Linked DNA regions of Homo sapiens: region 1 is linked to region 2. A link is an interaction called in ENCODE POLR2A ChIA-PET data of the cell type or tissue named here. Cell type or tissue: GM12878. All regions are shown on one strand.

Region 1 (2,500 bases), 94 kb after region 2:
CAGCATATACACTCTCTGGCCTTGACTATTCAAACTGCCTTTTTTATTTTTATTTTTATTTTTTTAAGACAGGGTCTCACTGTCGCCAAGGCTGGAAAGCAGTGGCGTGATCTCAGCTCACTGCAACCTCTGCCTCCCAGGCTCAAGTGATTCCCCTGCCTCAGCCTCCTGAGTAGCTAGGACTACAGGCGCATGCCACCACACATGGCTAATTTTTATAATTTTGTATAAACAGGGTTTTGCCGTGTTGCCAAGGCTGATATCAAACTCCTGGGCTCAATCGATCTGTCCACCTTGGCCTCCCAAAGTGCTGGGATTACGGGCATGAACCACCATGTCTGGCCTGAATTCAAACTTAATTCTAATCACTAACACACGAGTAAAAAAGTCCTCAATGCTGCTCTACCAACCTCTAAGTTCCCTAAAGCTACTTCCATCTTTTTCTGTTAATCCAATGCCATATATTCAAGGTCCACCTCCTCTGAAGATTATTTCTTAATTATTCTAAATTTAAAAAATACACCTGCCAGGTGCAGTGGCTCATGCCTGTAATCCCAGCACTTTGGGAGGCCGAGGTGGGTGGATCACCTGAGGTAAGGAGTTCTAGACCAGCCTTACCAACATGGTGAAACCCGTCTCTGCTGAAAATACAAAAATTAGCTGGGCGTGGTGGCAGGTGCCTGTAATCCCAGCTACTCTGAGGGCTGAGGCAGAAGAATTGCTTGAACCCGGGAGGTGGAGGTTGCAATGAGCCAAGATCACACCATTGCACTCCAGCCTGAGGGAAAAGAGTGAGACTTCATCTCAAAAAAAAAAAAAAAAAATCTTTCATCTTCTCTGAAGTCTCACAGCACTTATGGTCTGCACTTCATAATCTAGTTCAAGGCTGTCTGATAGAACTTTTTGTCATAATGGAAAACTTCTCTATCTGTGCTTCCAATTCTGTGGCTTCAACATGTGCTATATTGAGCACTTATAATGTAGCTAATGTGACTGAAGAAACTGTTTTTAATTTCAATTTAAACTTAATAGCCACATGTGGCTACAGGCTACCATATTGGACAGCAAGAATCTAATGCTCACTACAACCTGGACACAACTCTACAACCCCAACGCTACTGGTCCCTTCAATCTATCTTGTTCCTAGATGATTCCTGTTTCTAATTAAATTCATTTGTCCATTGTTCTCAACATTCAGTTGTCCACTCTGGATTCCCTGATGCTTCTCAAACCACTTCCTTTTCTCCACTGGTAGTATCTTAATTACTGGTCACCTACTAATTATACGCCAAACACTGCAATAAGCATTTTGTTTATATTATATCTAAACTTTACAAGGTAGGGCTTATTTACCTGAGGAAAATGAATCAGAGGAAGATGAAATACTTAAACTCCAAAAAGTCCACCCTTTTCCAGAACACTTTTCTAAATTCTGCCATTTCATGGCCTAGCTCAAGGCCACCATTCCTAAAGGAGTATGGTGTTCGTGAAGTTCCAACCCAATTTACCAATTTAAAACCTTAAATATTTTGCCATAATTTTAGCATACACATGCCCAAAAGTGAATTTATTCTGAAACTAATGAAACTGAAGCTTCAGGGACACTCAATTACATGAACTCCTTCCAATACCCTAAACATAATTTTAATTATGTAATGATATAATTTTGTTAAAGTACAGTCCTCAAAACTGGATAAGCTCCCAAGTCATAAAATACATGCACTTTTTTCCTTGCATACACTGAAGAACTACTGAAGCATGGCCTATCTATACTGGCCTCAGCTTGCTTTTTATTCCTTAAATGGATACTCTATCCTCTAAAGTCTGTTTCCTCTGGATCCCAAGACTGGATAGTTGCTAGCTTCCTAGTAGTTGCTGCCCCAAACAAACACATAACTAATTTTTTTCCTGAAAGTTTAAGAGCTAATTACAATGGGGGATTAAAAAACAGGGTAAGTAAGATGAGTTAAAATAAACACAGGAGAATTACAAAGAAAAAAATCTTGGTTGGGTGAGGTGGCTCATGTCTGTAATCTCAGCCCTTTGGGAGGCTGAGGCAGGAGGAATGATTGAGCCCAGAAGTTCGAGGCCAGCTGGGGCAACACAGGGAGAAGCCATTTCTACAAAAAATAAAAAATTAGCCAGGCATGGTTGTGTACAGCTGTAGTCCCAGCTACTCAGGAGGCTGAGATAAGAGCATCACTTGAGCCTGGGAGGTTGAGGCTGCAGTGAGCTATGATTGAGCCACTGCACTCCAGCATGGGTGACAGAGTGAGAACCTGCCTCCAAAAAATTAATCAGTTAGCTAAAAAAAGAAATCTTTCTTGTAGGAGATAGCTTAAAAAATAACAGTAAAATCTAATAGTGTGCCCCAAACTTACAATCTGCAGATTCAACACAATCACAATCAGAATCCCAGCAGCCCTTTTTGCAGAAACTGACAAGCTGGTCCTAAAATTCATATGGAAATGCAAAGCATTCAGAACAGCCAAAATAATCT
Region 2 (2,500 bases):
TCATGTCTATAATTCCAGCATTTTGGGAGGCTGAGGTGGGTGAATTGCTCGAGCTCTGGAGTTTGAGACCAGCCTGGGCAACATGGTGAAACCCCATCTCTACAAAACTTACAAAACTTAGCTTGTTGTGGTGACACATCCCTGTAGTCCCAGCTACTCTGGGAGCTGAGCGGGGAGGATTTGCTTGAGTCCAGGGGGTTGAGACTGCAGGAAGCCACGATTGCTCCACCGCACTCCAGCTTCGGTGACAGAGCACGACTCTGTCTTTAAAAAAAAAAAAAACTACCAACAAAAAACAAAACCTGGACTTGAGCTGGTGATAATAAGAAAAATACTTTTATTTAATGTTATTTGAAAGGGTTGTACATGAGGGAGATGAATTATTCTTTCTTATAAGTTTATATAAGTCCATTTATACATAAGAGTCTTCGTAAGTATAGGCACTTATAATTTTCAGTAGTTTGGCCATTGAACATTTACTGAACTGTTACTGTGTGCCACGTTCTATGCACATGCTTGGATTCAGAGATGAAATACATAATTCTGGCCTTTCAGGAGCTCGGGGTTTGGTACAGGAGAGTAACAAGTAGACAATTATAATACAGAATGATAAGTGCTATACTAGAGATAAACCTAGGGTTTTTCAGAAGGGCTTATTCTTACTTGATTCCTCTCAACATCCTCTCCAGACTTTGTTTAAAAGTTGTAAGAGATATCTTAATGAGGCCTGGAGAAATGAAGCAGTTTGCCTAAGGTCACACCCATAGCTTGTTATTTTTAAAGCTAAAACTAAGATCTGAGTTGTCATACTTGCTTTCACTTTCAGTTATGTCCTAGCTAATCAGGAGGCTGAGGCAGGAGGATTGCTCGAGCCCAGGAGTTCGAGGTTATAGTGAGCTGTGATTGTGCCACTTCACCGTAGCCTGGGCAACAGAGTGATACCCTGTCTCAAAAAAAAAAAAAAAAAAAAAAAAAGAGCTAGTCACATCAGGTCGTTAAAAAAAATGTTGACTGTTTATTTCACACTGTACCAGGCCAATGGCAGTACAAAAGAATAAGGTGGTCTATAATTATGGTGTAGTAGGGATAGTAAGTATAAAAAAATGAGAAATTAGCATCAAGTCAATTCAACTAATACTTTTGTGAAGCTCCACGTTAATTGCTACGGGGAATATAAAACAACATAGGACAACCTACCTGTGGCTTTTTCTTTAGGAGATGGTGTCAGATAAACCTGTAATGCAAAGTAGACTAAGAAAATTGCTCAAGTAGAGATACAGACAAAGTGCATTGGGAACATAGGCCCAAGAATCTTAGAATATTAGAACCAAAAGGACAGGTAGAGGTGATCAGTTCTAGTGGTCTTTAGTTACCATTTTGGAGACATGGAGCCCATTTGGTTAGAGAAATTTGAGGAACCTTGCAAAAATCAGGGAATCAAGTGAAATTAGGATGACAATATAAAATTTTCAGCTGCCAGGAAGAAGAGGACTTGAACTGGAAATAGGCAGCCTTGGATCACAGAAATAGAGTATTGTAGAACTGAGGCCTTTTTAAAGTAAAACCTAACACCTAAACTGGCCAAAGGTAGACCCACTGTACCTATGACAATAACCATGTTTTATTGTGTACAAAGTACTTTCACATACATTCTTCTGTTTGGTCCTTATAATCTTGTAGTCAAGACACATTGTCATTTCTGTGTTACAAATGAGGAAACTATTCTAGTAAGTTGGAGAGACAAGAGTAGAACTCAGGATTCTACTGCCCATTGTACTACCTGGTGTGTGAATGTGAGTGAGTTTTAATTTTAATTTTAATTTTTTTTTGAGATGGAGTCTTGCTCTCTTGCCCAGGCTGAAGTGCAGTGGTGTGATCTCAGTTCACTGAAACCTCCGCCTCCCGGGTTCAAGCAATTCTCGTTGCCTCAGCCTCCTGAGTAGCTGGGACTACAGATGTGTGCCACCATGCCTAGCTAATTTTTGTGTTTAGAGATGGGGTTGCACCATGTTGATCAGGCTGGTCTCGAACTCCTGACCTCAAGTGATCCACCCACTTTGGCCTCCCACAGTGCTGGGATTACAGGCGCAAGCCACCATGACTGTTTGTTTTTATTTATTATTTATTATTATTTTTTGAGATGGAGTCTCGCTCTGTCGCCCAGGGTGGAGTGCAGTGGCGCAATCTCAGCTCGTTGCAGCCTCCACCTCCCGGGTTCAAGCAAGTCTCCTGCCTCAGCCTCCTGATTAGCTGGGACTACAGGCGTACGCCACCACGCCTGGCTAATTTTTGTATTTTTAGTAGAGACAGGGTTTCACCATGTTTGCCAGGTTGGTCTCGAACTCCTGACTTCGTGATCTGCCCGCCTCGGCCTCCCAAAGCGCTGGGATTACAGCCGTGAGCCACTGTGCCCAGCCTCCTGTTTGTTTTTAATAATGTAGACTTTGACGTGAGACATGTTGGCAAGTGTGACTTAGTAAAAGAAGGAGATAGACATAGT

The links. ChIA-PET counts read pairs that join two places held together with the same protein. Peaks named below come from ENCODE experiments on the same cell type or tissue, not always from the same donor. Only the 100,000 strongest peaks of a DNase experiment are listed, where the experiment ranks them.
Region 1: POLR2A ChIA-PET joins it to region 2 with 7 read pairs; 9 of 35 experiments call an interaction of 5 or more read pairs at or near these places.

The regions. Positions count from the first base shown.
Region 1 is chr1:23,023,654-23,026,153 of GRCh38, reverse strand. The region is part of intron 1 of KDM1A (lysine demethylase 1A); the gene reads right to left. Among named protein-coding and RNA genes, the nearest start is that of KDM1A, 5.4 kb to the right of the region's middle. In GM12878, no CTCF peak of the experiment used is centred here; no DNase peak of the experiment used is centred here.
Region 2 is chr1:23,117,727-23,120,226 of GRCh38, reverse strand. The region is part of intron 1 of LUZP1 (leucine zipper protein 1); the gene reads left to right. Among named protein-coding and RNA genes, the nearest start is that of LUZP1, 50 kb to the left of the region's middle. In GM12878, no CTCF peak of the experiment used is centred here; no DNase peak of the experiment used is centred here; H3K27ac peaks cover 213 bases.